2 separate regions of the Mus musculus genome follow, and region 2 is linked to region 1. Evidence: chromatin contacts called from ENCODE Hi-C or POLR2A ChIA-PET data. All regions are on one chromosome and are shown on one strand. Each heading gives the region's core, a stretch centred on a gene start or an enhancer-like site at or near the end of the contact. The rest is flanking DNA. Distances are from core to core; before and after follow the strand shown.

Evidence for each region. Hi-C counts contacts between places; a loop is a spot of excess contacts on that map. ChIA-PET counts read pairs that join two places held with the same protein, here RNA polymerase II (POLR2A).
Region 2: a map of regulatory T cell shows a loop between it and region 1 (2.1-fold over the local background). The contact joins two enhancer-like sites. A Hi-C loop is called at or near these places in 1 of 37 maps with a recorded cell type or tissue (regulatory T cell). POLR2A ChIA-PET finds 5 or more read pairs at or near these places in 1 of 5 experiments (embryonic stem cell).

Annotation. Positions count from the first base shown.
Region 1 is chr16:4,390,356-4,397,856 of GRCm38, forward strand. All of the region lies in intron 2 of Adcy9 (adenylate cyclase 9), which reads right to left. Among named protein-coding and RNA genes, the nearest start is that of Adcy9, 26 kb to the right of the region's middle. Within about 2 kb of position 5,547, at least 1 of the 3 ENCODE cell types and tissues checked has a DNase peak (open chromatin) inside an H3K27ac peak, as active enhancers do.
Region 2 is chr16:4,449,829-4,456,867 of GRCm38, forward strand. No RefSeq gene overlaps it. Among named protein-coding and RNA genes, the nearest start is that of Adcy9, 33 kb to the left of the region's middle. Within about 2 kb of position 4,933, at least 1 of the 3 ENCODE cell types and tissues checked has a DNase peak (open chromatin) inside an H3K27ac peak, as active enhancers do.

The sequences.
Region 1 (7,501 bases), core at 4,297-6,796:
TGTAGCTCTGGAAAGGATACCAGTAATGAGACAAGCACTAAAGTTGAATGTGCCAAGGCACACATACACACACATGCACACAAACACATACATAGATACACACAGGCACACACAAGATGCATGCACACATATACATAAATAAAAATCCAGTAGTTAGTAGGCAGGGGCAGATGGACCTCTAAGTTTGAGGCCAGCCTGGTCTATAAAGTGAATTCTAAGGCAGCCAAGGCTATACAGAGACACTCTGTCTTCAAAAATGAAAAATCAAAAACCAAACCAAACCAAAACATAAATAATTAAAAAAAAAAAACCTCAACCAACCAGAAATCTAGACAAGAGTTCTAGTTTTCTAGCTCCCATTCACTCACAGCATCTAGTTCTTGTCATAAATGGAGAAAGCAATGTCTTCCCTGAGGAGGCATTTCCAAGCTTTTATCTTTAGCGTCTAAGTGAATCTTACAATGGCGAGCATGGAGAGGACCCCTAGGGAGTTAAGAATACCCAGAATGACCCTGGATGTGTGGCACACACCTATAACCCCAGCACCTAGGAGGCTGGGGCACTAGAAAGATCACTGGTTCAAGGCCAGGCTCTGGATGGGAGGGACGAACAAAAAGAATAACTCAATTGGTACAAAAAGGATGAGTAGAGACATCCAGCCACCTCACCTCACAATAAATATGTGCTGACAAATTAGAGGCATCTATTTATTTATGTGTATAGTGCAGTGTAGATATGTGTGTGAAAAATCATGTATGTGCATGTTTGTGTGTAGGTTCAGATGCCAAGGTTAAATGTTGTCCACAATCAACACCCCCCCCCCCAATCTTTGAGACAAGGTCTCTAACGAAACCCTGAGCTACCAATTTGTAGGGGTAATCTCTTATGTACTGTGTAAAACATTACCTGTCAATCAAGAGCAGACTGGCCCACATCAGGGGAGGAGAGAATAAGCGGGACTTCCAGGAAGAAAACAGATCTCTGGGAAAGACTCGGGCTCAGAAAGATTCGAACCACTAAGTTTGCAACCAGTCTGGTTTATACGGTGAACACCAGGCGATCAAAAACTACACAGTGAGAGACTATATCAAAAACAGTTAGACCAAATAAGCATTCAGCTAAGTCACCAATTTCAAAGAAAAATAACATTATCAGCTTTACTGCTTCTTAAGAAGTTAAACACCATATGGTTCCCTGACTGTTTAACCTGAGAGATACAAGTCTGCATGATCACAACAGCTTTATTTATAATATCTGAGAACTGAGACAACCGAATGTTCCCTGACTGATAAACAGATTGATTAAAACTGCGCGCCACCTAAATGAATGAGTGTTCCTTGCCAACTCAAGACAGGACAAATGACTGGAGCAGGCAATGGCAGAACTCTCAAGTGGCTTCCTGAGGCGGGGGGTTGGGGGGGGAGCAGTCACTAAAGACACACCATATAATACTATTTCTTTAATTAAAATATAATTTATTTTTATGTATAGGTGTTTTACCTGCACATATCTGTACATCACATGTGTACAGAGGACAGAAGAGAAAATCTGATGCCCTGAGATTGGAATTAAATGCTTGTGAGCCTCTGTGTGGATGCTGGGACTTGAACCCTGGTCCTCTGAAACAGCAGCCATCTTAACCACTGCGCCATCTCTCCAGCCCTATAATCTCATTTCTATGACAGTCAGCAAAATGGGGGAGGGGGGGAGTGCAGCAAAAGAAAGCAGGCCAGTAGTCACCAAGACTGATGGGGAGAAAGGAATCTTTAGGTATGTTGTTGATGTGTGCAGCTAATGTGTCAGTGGTTACCAAACTGCAGGCTTTTATTAAAATGCATCCAACTGTGGATTTTACTGTATGCAAATGAGAGAAACCGGCAAGCTTCCTAAATTCTAACCATGTTAGGAAGCCTTGCTGAGAAAGAGCCCTATTTGTAGTTGGAATGAAAAATAGTAAAACTTAAGGATAAATTTAAGAGGTACGTAAAAGTAAACAGTCATCATGTCCCAGCACTCGAGAAGTAGAGGCAGGCGGTCTCTGCGAGTTCAAGGCCAGAGTGGTCTATAGAATGGGTTCTAGGACAGCCAAGGCAACACAGAAAAACCCTGTCTCGAGAAGTAGAGGCAGGTGGTCTCTGTGAGTTCAAGGCCAGAGTGGTCTATAGAATGAGTTCTAGGACAGCCAAGGCAACACAGAAAAACCCTGTCTCGAGAAGTAGAGGCAGGCAGGTCTCTCTGAGTTCAAGGCCAGTGTTGTCTATAGAATGAGTTCTAGGACAGCCAAGGCAACACAGAAAAACCCTGTCTCAAAACAAACAAAAAACAATATACACTGTATGCAAAAGCTCTTTAAACAGACAGACACTGGGTGAGAGGCTCTAAGCCAGCGGCCCCAACCTTCCGAACACTGTGACCCTTTACTGTAGTTCCTCATGTTGTGGGGACCCCCAGCCATAAAACCATTTTCATTGTTACTTCATAGCTACAATTTTGCCATGGATATGAACTGTAATGTAAATATCTGCTATGCAACCCCTGTGAAAGGGTCAGTCATTCGACCCCTGGGAAGGTCAGGACCTACAGCTTAGAACCACTGCTCTAAACTCACACTATCAAGTTAATCTATGTCAGAACTTGAATAAAAATGCAATTGTTTATTTATGATGAAACAAGAACACTAAGGCTTATCTGGAAGAACAGATGCATAGAAACAAACAATAAAGACCTACAGGGAAAGATGTATATAAGCAGAATTCTATAAATTCATAAGTGGTATATATCAACTATACATATATAAGTGGCACCAAGTATCTGCCTAGACAGTAAGATCACCCATGCCCCATACCAACATAAATGTTAGATGAAGATAAGATTCAAACAAAATAAAAAACAGAATTAGCCAGGCATAGTGGTATACGACTTTAATTCCAGGATTCTAGCACTCAGGAGACAGAGAGAGGCAGGTCTCTTTGAGTTCGAGGCCATCCTGGGAATTCAATATACAGGGAGTTCCAGGACAGTCAGAATTACACAGAGAGACGGACAAAACAAAACAAAACAAAAAGGCACAAAGAGTTAACATAATCATTAGGAGAAAATACAAGTACATATTTTACATGATCCTGGAGTGAAGGCAAATCTTTTAATCATGTCTCCAAATATAGCAACATAAAAGGCAACAGTGATAGGTAAGACTAATACAGAAAAAGATTTCAATATCTTGAGAAATATCAATGATTAAAAGACAAATTTCAATTTATTTGGAAGATGGAAATTTAAGGTATTTGTATAAAGAGCTATCACAAGTCACCCAATAGAAAGGCAAACATCCTAATTCATACACAACTCATGAGAAGAGAAACCCAGGAGGGGTGTATTTGGTTCCATTAGCCGTTAACATGAGCCTATAAGATTAATCACTATGCCATTAGCACTTACAATGCTGCGGCTGTCCCATCAAATTAGAGACACCAGGGACCATAAGGTAACATGCCACTGTGTTCATTATGAATGGAACCAAATGCTGCCAAATAAGCATGACATTCTCCATGAGCCAGAAGCCGATTTGAGAAACGTCTGGAAAACGTACATATAGCATCATGATGATGCTATACACAATGTTGGAAGCAACTACAAGCTCCAACAAGATGGATTTTCCTGGATAAATGTCCCTGTAATAAAATAAACAATCATTTAAAGTAGAATTAGAGATACATATAAACAATAACACAAAAAAGAAGTCTTTGGTCTGTTTATGTAAAAATAAGGTTACAAAAGGGTATGCTTACAATAATACCATTTCTCACAAGGTAATTATTGATGCATGTTGATAATTACTATTAGCTACACTGGAAAAAATACAAGCAGTATACTAAAACATTAATAATGTTGTTTCTGGTTATAGTTACTTTCAGAGTTTTTTTTTTCTTATAAACAGGACATCTATACCATCTCCTCCAAAAATAAGGGCACATCGGGGGTGGGAGGAAAGGCTCAGAGTGAGCGTAAGAGCCAAAGGAAGGAGCCAGAGAGGTCTGGAGTGCTGACTCCAGGCACGCTGAGGCTACTGCACTCCTGAACTGCAGCAGGTCTGCCTGCCTACATGACACCTGAAGACTTCCATGAGAAAAGTATGATCCAAATGCGTATGTACATGTATGGAATGCCATAATAAATAAATAGTATATATAATTAATACATAAAAATAAAAACATTTTAAAATCTTTCTCCCATAAGACTTTTCTAACACTTAAGAGTATAAACAAGCTTCTCTTTATAATAAAAAAGTAAAGTCTATTACCCTGGCATCTGCCTAGATACAGAAGACTGAAAGTTATAAACTCCCTAGAGCCACAACTACAAAGTGGGGGGGGGGGGGCAATCCAAAAGCTCACAAAAGAAATGCATTACTGAACTATGGTTTGTCAGTTCAAGAAATAGTTACAGTATAAATAAATATGTATGGTATGCATAGACAGAATGGTGGCACACGCCTGCAATCTCAGTACTCAGGAGTCTGATGCAGGAGGATCACTGCAACCTTGAGACTATGTTGGGCAAAATATTAAGTTGAAGGCAGGAGTAAGCTACATAGTAAGACCCAGTCCCAAAACAACAACATCTCTCTCTCCCCTCTCTCCTCTCTCTCTCTCTCTCTCACACACATACACACAACCCACATAAAATAAAAATTTAAGAGAAGTTGGTTAGTATTACTTTTTAATATATTTGCTTTTATTATTTTTCAGTGTGTGGGGTGTGTGTGTGTGTGTGTGTGTGTGTGTGTGTGTGGCCTGCAGAAGCGAGAGGTGTCAGATTCCCTGGAGCTGGAGTTACAACTGTGGGCCACCTAACATGTGCTAGGAACAGAATCTAATCCTATGCTAGCGCAGAGTGTGTGCTCTTACCTTCTGAGCCATCTCTCCTGCCCTGCTGGTACCACTTTTAATCAATAAATAATCACTGTCTATATACAAGAGTAAGTCACACTGTCTCACACAAAGGTCATCTTTGGTAACAGGAGTCAAATTATGTACTTTGACTTCTTCATTAATTTTTCACTCAAAATTGATACAATAGAAGCAATTTAAGCACATGCTTTCAGAATCAGGGTAGTCCGCCCCAGACCTCTAACCTAAGTTCTTGGCATGCTCCCACACCGATCTTAAACTCCCAAACCCTTTCCCACAGCCCAACAAATGACCAACCAAAGCTTGTTTTTCCTTTTGTGTCTCATCTAACCCCTGTCTTAATTCACAATCTTAATTTTCAATCAGATGCTTAATAATAATATAAAAAGAACCTGCCCTCAGAGATGAGGGCTACTGGGGAATGAAGCAAGGGGACCTTCGTCTCTGCAGCTTCTTTCTTTTCTTTCTTTATTCTGTTTTTTGGTTAAGGAAAACATCTCCAAGTTCATAAAAACAAGGAGCTAAAATTAGACAGAAGAGCTGAGCCTTGACTCACGGTAGGGAAACATTATTTTTAAACTAAGGAGTATTTATAGGAGAGAGCTTTATGAAGAAGGAAAAGCAAGCTTACGTATGTGCATGGTGTGACCTGGGAGGGAATAAATTGGGGACAACCCTCGAGGAGCACTTATGCTAACGTTCCTGGAACTGCAGGCATCTTGCCTGTGTCTTTACTCATGGAACATAGATTAGAAATAGGAATGATAAACTCCACTTTATGTACAGAAAAGACTACACCAGTAGTCTGGACCACAGTCCAGCTGCCCGCTCCTATGTTCTCCTCAGGCCCGAGAGAGGACCCTGACACGAAAGAGCTGGCCCCATGGGAGGTACTCATTCCCAAGAACAAGTGACACTTCTCGGTGATCCAGGCCAAAGTTGAAGAATTATGCTTGTTACATTTTCTGAAAAGACAAATTGGCACTGAAACTGAAGGCACTTTGCAGTGACTGTTAAAGGGATAAATCTCTCACCACGTTAGAGCACATTCCCCTTGACATTCAGCAGTGCTCACAACCTTCCTGACAAGCTCCCCAAGACAGCAGGTGAGGGGTGTGTGCAAGGCAGAGAGGGGAGGCTGAAAGCTCAAAGGAGGCAGGGAGGATGGTGTGTTGCTCTGGGGCTATGCACAGTGGAGAGGGGGAGGGGAAGAAGAATCCCATGTCTACTGCTTTGAAGACAGTTGGCAGCATCCTGTGTGCTACAGGACAAGGAAGGGCCCCACTTAATCCCGAGGTTCCAAGGAATTCTGAGAAGGAAGCAACAGCTTCATCCCAGGCAGCATCTGAAGACAAAGGACCTAGACACTTCTGAAGACACATCAAGACCTGCAAAGAGCCCAGTGGCTGGTGGAGGGGTCAGGGCCCACCGAATAATGACTCTACTTAATGGAGGTTTCGTTCTCAGTACCAGTGTAGCATTCAGGTTAAATCCATGTCCACAAATGTCTCTAAAACACACATCATACCAAGAAGTAGCAGACTCCTCTCTATCAGTGTAAGATTCTAGTGAAAAGTCATGTTTCAAAACGTGACCAGGAGATGAGGGGGGAAATTTAAGATTCCAGTTCCAGGGCTGGTGAGATGGCTCAGCAGTTCAGAGCACTGACTACTCTTCCAGAGGTCCTGAGTTCCATTCCCAGCAACCACATGGTGGCTCATAACCATCTAAAATGAGATCTGGCGCCCTCTTCTGATGTGTCTGAAGAAAGTGACATTGTACTCACACACATAAATTAAATAAATCTTAAGCCTTCCACTCAGGGAAAGAACAAGTGGGGCCAGAGCAAGAAAAAAAAATTCCAGTTCCAACATGGTGATACAAGGATAGTTCCAACATGGTGATATGAGGATAGGGACCCCATCCTGTCCCTACTCACAACAGATGTCAGTTCAGCAAGAGTGCAGCATAGTGTGTCCATGGCTAATCACTGGCCCACACTGGGACTGCCCTGTAATAGCCGTCCGTATCTGTGCATCTTGTTCCTGCCCTATTGCCTGCAGGAACTCATCAGCTGACGCAGATGACCAAGGCTCCTTCTGGGACTATTTTCTGTACTTCTAAGATGCATGACCAACCCCTTCATCAGCATGACCACACTGACTGCACACTGAAGTAATCTTCTCCAATGTGGATCACAGTATGTCTATGCCATGTGACCATGAGTAAAGTACAGTTAGCAAGCCCATCTCTGGAGAAACCCCTCTCTTTGTTCTCCCTAGTCAACATGTTCTCCCTACCACATCCCTGCCTTAGGAAAGGGGCCTACCACACTGTGGAGTCTGCCTGCCGATATCCATCAGCAGATTCCCTTCATCTGCACTCCATTGATCTAAAACCATCTTACGTGATCTGCAACTGCATACACATTTACACACCCTTGTAAAAAAGTTTTATTTTACATGTCTTGTATACCTTCTCTCTTAAGGAGAACGAAGAGAAGAGCTTGGCTCAGGAAGACATGCAAGTTCTCTGCTTGAGATAAGGTGTGCTGACTGACTTCCTGGAGGCGAATGACATAGCTCTCTGCT
Region 2 (7,039 bases), core at 3,683-6,182, 59 kb after region 1:
TAAATTTAGTAAAAGATGTGTATTGCAGTCTTCTGTGTAAAGACTACAAGACGTTGTTGAGAGAAATTAAAGACGAGCTAAATACATACATGCTAATAGGTAGGAAAACTCAATATTATTAGGATGTCAGTCCTGAAATCTACCTGCAGGCTTGGCACAGTCCCAGTCAAGGTCTAGAGGGGATTTTGTCTAGAAATCAGCAAGCCAACCAAGTGTAACTGGAACTTTAAAAAGAGACATAGAATAGTTAAAATGTTGCTAATAAGGAGCAAAGTCAGAGCAGCCACACTAGATGATTTAAAATGTCCTATAAGCAGCAGCTTTTGAGATGATGCTTAATTCGAGAAGATACACAAATAGAATCTCAAAGTCCAGATGTAGACCTGCATGATTAGTGAAAGTCTGATTTTTCAACAAAGGCACCAATTAAAAAAAAAAACTGTCTTCTCAGCAAATTATCTAAAGGGCAAGAATGAACTTCAACTCATTATATCATGCCTCAAGGTGAAGCTGAACTAGGGACTTGAAGAGATGGCTCAGTGGTTAAGAGCTCTTGGGCTCTTCAGGAGGAAGGACACAAGTTCAGGTCCCAGCACCCACATCTGGATGCTCATAACACCTGACTATAGAAGAGTCAGTGCCCTCTTTTAGTCTCTGTAGGCATGTGCACACATGTGGCATACCTCCTACAGACACACATGTGCACATAAATAAAAATACAAAGTAAAGCATCTTACCTAACAGGGCTGGAGAGATGATCCAGCTGTTAAGAAGACTGCCTGTTCTCTCAGACAACACTACAGTTAAAGAGACTGGCCATACCGAAGTTAGCGAGGGTGTGGAGCATCCAGAACTCTCAGACTTTGTCCATGGGGATAGAAGTCGTAAATCACTTAGAGAAAAGTCTACCAGTTTCACTGCTAAACTACGAAATAAAAACCCAGGACCCAGCAGTTTTACTTCAAGGGTCCATGAAAAACTTTGTGTAAGAATATCATAGCAATTCTACTTAAAATAGAAAAAAACCTGCAACTGGAACAAGTGTCCGTCTGTAAGGGAAATGGCTTTTCAGTTGTAAATCATGGCCTGGGAGATGCTCATCCGGTAGTGGTACTGCCAAGCTGCCAAGCCTGAGCACCTGGGTTAAATGCCCAGGATTGACATGATGGAAGAAAAGAGCTGACTGCCACAAGTTGTCCCCTGACACACAGGATTTGCTACACACACATACACACATCCAATAAATATAATTTTAAAAACTAGTAAATCCTAAAGTTAGAGGAGGACATGCACAAACTACTGTTACAACAATATAAACAAATGTCAAAAACATTATTCAGAGTACAATTTTTGAAAAGTCTTATGAAAGTGAGTAAATAATTCATAATCTGATTGTAGTCAACTACCTTATAATGGTATTTAGTCACGCATGGGCCACATTACATAGGAGAGCCACAGCTGTCCAGTGTACACATGCTCTATGAGACCCAACAGCAATGTGCTTACACAAAGCCATGTTTCTTGGTTTTTGGGTTGTTTTGTTTTGTTTTGTTTTGTTTTGTTTTTTTCGAGACAGGGTTTCTCTGTATAGCTCTGGCTGTCCTGGAACTCACTCTGTAGACCAGGCTGCCTCGAACTCAGAAATCTGCCTGCTTCTGCCTCCCAAGTGCTGGGATTAAAGGCGTGCACTACCACCACCCAGGCAAAGCTGTGTTTCTTAAAACATTCACATTGTTCTGTCACACAGGACTGTACCTGAACCTCAAGAGCAGATACAGCCAACTGAAGCCAGAGTGGGGATCTCCAGGGACTGGGGATTGGTCGGGATTACAACCTTGAAAGCACTTCCTATGTAATGACAATGTTCTATAGTTGTTAAAATTTTCAATCCTACTGATATATACTGATATATATTTTACATACCATGAAGTTGAGTGCACAATGAGGCCGGGTGATGGTGGTACACTCCTTTAATCCTAGCACTCAGGAGGCAGAGGTAGGTGGATCTCTGAATTCGAGGATAGCCTAGTCTACGGAGTGTGTTCCAGGATAGCCATAACTACACAGAGAAATCCTGTCTCACAATACCAAAATACCAAAATACCAAAAAAAAAAAAAAAAAGAAAGAAAGAAAGAAAGAAAGAGAGAAAGTGGTAACAATATAATTAATAATAATAACAGTAATAATAATAATAAATTAACAATGTAGCAGGTTTTTCAATTGTATTTGTTTATTCTATGTATATGAGTATTTTGTTTGCATATATGTATGTATGTATACCACTTACTTCTCTGGTGCCCTCATCTCTGGAGTCAGAAAAGGGTGTCTTAATCCCCTGGAACTGGAGTCACAGATGGTTGTAAGTTACCATATGGGTGCTGAGAATCAAACCTGGGTCCTCTGCAAGAGCACCATGTACTTTTAACCATTGAGCCATCTCTCTAGCAGTTTTTAGAATATTCAGTTATACAATTATCACCACTATTTAATTCCAGAAAAATTAGTACCCTTAGCACTCACTTCATGCTGAAGAAACTCAAGTGATTTTTCTAATTAGAGGGAAACTACTAATCTACTTTCTGTCTCTGTTGGCCTAGTCTAGAGTTCCATACAATAGACCACCTTTTGGTGGGTGACTGCCTCTTTCCACCTAGGGTGTTCTCTAGGTTTATCTATGTGCTAGCGCATCCCTCTTTGTGGTTGAGTAATATTCTATTGCACGGTTAGAACATGTTTTCTTCGTTCATTTATCATTTCAGTTGCTATGCATGTGGGGAGGAAGGGACTTTCTTGGTCAGCATGGATGTCTACATTCATCAAAACTTATCCAACCATATAAAATAATCCCCAGAAGAAAGGATGAGAGAAAGGACAGGCAGAAGGAAGAAGGGAGGAAGGAAAAACCACATTGCAGGAACTGGGTCCTCTCTTCCTTCCTTTGGCACAGCTGTATTTGATTATCAAAGTCAAGCAAGCACAAATGGGATGCTGGTGGAGACTGAGACACGTATAGCCCAGGTTATGTGGGTGTGCTCCCTGGTCGAATCTGCTCACCTGTCTCAGGGAGCACTCTGTCCTACAGAGGCATCAAGCTACCTTGTGAGAAGCAGAAGTCTTAAGCATGTATGTAAGGATAGGAGGAATCCTGAGTGGATGTGTACTGTTCACATGACCTCAGCCATGTACCAGGGCTGTGGCAAGGATCCCAGAAGGCAAGCCTTCCCCTGGTCAGACATATGGAAACAGCAAAGCCTTTTGCTGGTGGCCTGTGAATGTTAACAACTGCACAAAACCCAGCAACTACAGCTTCCTCCTCCAGAATAATTGCAGGCTGAGACTGCTCCCTACAGAGAGAGACCTCCTATCCAGAGGAGTTTATGCCTCCTCCAGTGCTGTCCATAATAGATTTTCTGGGTTTTGGGCGGGGGAGGGGGGCTCAAAGCTAGCACAACCTACCTGATCCTAGCTTTTCTGTGTCTGTCTCTGTTGTCTCTTCATTCACACAGTTTTCCGGTGCTTAGCAGGACACAGCACTACCTGAGGCCCTCCTTGATGAAGAAGGGGTCCTACAGGGTTGAGGCCTGTCTGCTTTGACCGAAGCCATCCCCTTTTGGACCCTGGAGCTGAGTGACCTCCATCCTCTCTTGGAGATCATCTGTGTGTACCCTTTGCTTCCAGGCCAAGTTGTCCTTCAGGGTAGATTTTCCTGCTGCGCAAGAGATAGGATCTAGTCAGCCTGGCAGTTCTTGTTCTTGATATAAATCAATACATTGATAGATGACTACACATTTAAAAAGCAAATTGCCAGAGGAAAGCCACAGTGGGAGTGGTGGGGAATGTGGAGGGAATGGTGGGGAATGTGGATGAGGCGTAGCAAAGTCCAGAACTGGAAGGGAAGATACGGTCAGAAAATGATGGGCAACGAACACCATTTCCTTGTTCAAAGACAATTATTAGCACGTAGGTTGCAAATGGTCTGGTCATCAAGTTCAGTGGCATGTTCATTTGATTTGACCCTGTAGAACACTGTATGCTGCACTGGAGACCTTGGTCCTGATGGGTTTCACGGTAGGGACTGAGAGCAGAAAGTAACAGCTGACAATGTGTTGTACCCAGGAGAGACATAGGTCACACATGCCACAGAAGCTCCAACAGTAGACAGAATTTCACACTGCTCCATACCGACACCTGGGGTAAGATGGTTTGCCTAAAGTCAGCTGGTGTTCAGAGGCTCACTCACCAGCCAGCCCTGTAGACTTGACTGCAAACAAAGAACTGAAATGCACTGTAGTGGTCCTTAAAATGTAGGCAGGCCCATAAACTAGAACCTCCACCTGAGAGTGAGGGTGTAGAGAAGGAGAGCCTTGTGGAAGAGGGAAGACAAGCTGAGGTCAGCCTGGGACTCTCCTGAGAGAACTGTGGCCCTGAGTTCATACAGAGAGAGAAATACGCATATCCAGAGAGATGCTTGGTTTAAACAGAGAGGTGCCCAGGGTCAAGGGCAGCAGCAGGAACCAAGGCTGAGGGTCATTCAACTGGAGGGATGTGGAGTGTGTGTGTGGGAGGGGGGAGCATCCAGTGAGGTAAAGGGAATATCCAGCTGGGGCGGGGGGGGGGGGGGGCTGAGAAGATTTCTGGGAGGGGGCAGCACAGGTCTTTCATAGCATGAAGAACTAACACAAACAGATGAGAAGACACTAAAGAATCACTGGACAACGGCCTTCTGTAAGACAGTCAGGCTCTAATCCTCAGAACCTGCAAACATGTCACCTTATATGACAAAAGGGATATTGCAGATACAATTATAAAAACGAGATTATCCTTACTATTCGTGTAGGCCCAGGAAAGTCATGAGAGAGGGATGCAGGAAATCACAGTTCTAGAAGTGAAGCCGGCAGCAGAAGGTTGGAGCCACGTGAAGAAGCAATCACAAGCCAAAGGATGTAGGCAGCTTCCAGATGCTTAAATGGCAAGGATTCTTCCCTGCGGCCTTCAAACAGCATAGACGTGCTGTGGTTTAACTCCATGACAGTGACTGCAAACTTCTAACCTTCAGAACTTCAAGCTACTAAGTGTGTTTTGAACCAATAAATCTGTGGGTGTTCATTATAGTGACAACCGGAAGCTAGTGCATTGGTAAACCAGCAGAATACACAGCTTGCACATGATCTCTTATATAAAGTCCTTCTTCATGCTCTGGGTTGAGGTATTTCCCTGTGAAAATTTTATTCCAACAAAAAGGGCTGGAAGCCATACTCTTTGCAAATGTGGACACATAGTAGATGCTGCTCCATTCACCCAGAAGGCAACCACAATAGAGCTACAATGAGAGCTACAGTAGAGCGACAGCAACACTTCTGTCCTTTGAAAGCCTAGAATCTGGTGTGAGAAACGGACGTACAACATGCAGTTGTAGCACCATACATGACTGCTTAGATGAAGGTGGGGCAGAGGACAATTCAGGAGCAGATGGAGACCCAAGAATACAGCTTCTCACTGCACAGAAGTCCCAGCACAGGAGATCTTAGCTTGATAAAGCAGTCAGAGGAAGGGAAACCCAAGAAAATGGAACCACATTTACCAAGTTGGGGCCAGGAGAACGTTCGGGGAACCACAGATTAACTGGATATGGACAGACAGAGACCAAGCTGAGATAGGCGGTTCCCGACTGCTTATAGACCACTGTTTCATGACTGCTTGCTAGGCCCCTTTTCAGTTCCTTTCAACTGCTGCAGGAAGGCTCAACCCAGATGGGGAGAGGCCTAAGGAAAGGAAGCCTTCTCTGACAGAAACAATAAAAATCACCATCACAGATTTAAAAAAAAAAAAACCAGCCCAGGCTAGTGCTGTGGGTTGAAGAACTCTGACCCCAATTATGCCTGGTTGCCTCTCACTTCCCTGGTCTCACAAACTCACAAAGCAGCAACACATTTCCAGAGACAGAGTCCCATGCTGGAGCAGCCAGCGTCTCTGGCTGGTCTCTAGTTTCAGCCATTCCTAGGTAGTTAGTCCCAGGGGCAGCAGTGAGCCACAGTACTATACCACACTGCATGCAGAAAACAGCTGCATCTTTGATAAAGCGTTGCACATGGTAACAAGTGGGTGATATCAGCTTGACCACAGGATGAGTAAATCTGCTTTATAAAGAAGATGGCTTGAGAGAGGAAGTAAGAATCAAGAAGAAGCAGAGAAAAGAAGCCGCAGCTTGAAAGGATGAAGGCAGCAGCTCCTCTGTGTCTGGGATGGCATCGCCAATATTTGAGAGTTTCCTAGGAATCCTGACCTTGGACAAGATCAGGTTGTGGGTGGCAGGGACCAGGGGGATAAACCTCTTTTAACCACTGATTCTAAGCCAGACGTTGTGACTCAAACCCGTATTCCTAGCACTCAGACTGGACCAGGAGGATTGCCATGAGTCTGAGGAGCCGGAACTATAGATGAGACCCTGTCTCAAAACAAGTCAACAAATGTAACAAACCTCTGATCTTGTCTGCAGTGTAAATCCAGGCCAAGGATGAGCATCAGCAGAGAGAGGTCACAGGAGGAACTCTAGTGAGTGCCAAGGGGGAAGATTTTGGAAATAATTTTTTTAACTTTCCACTGTTCCAGTATTGGGACTCTGAATCTGAGAAGCAAGTTTTTTTTCCTTTCTAAGCAATCAGATGAATAAGGAGAACTCTCTGTGCTTAGCAAGTCTGCGTTGGTGTGGGCCCACACTCGGCAGAACATGGTAGAGGGGGTAGGCAGAGTGATCAAAAACTGAGTCCCAGATGGCGCAGGCATGGAGATGGGGGCTGCAGCAGAGAGGGCAGTGTGCCAACCAGGAGAGAAAACTGATCCAAGGAAAGCCACAGGAGGGGCAAGGTGGACATGGGGTGGACACACAGCAGAATCCAGGACCCTTGCTGCTCTCCAGCCAGGGGTGCCACAGAAACGGCGGCTGGCCTCAGTCCACTAGGAGCGTGCAGGAGCTCTGGCTCAGCTACTCGCTGTCTGTACAGTCTTGGGCCGGTCACTTCCTCTCTCTGGAGCCATCTC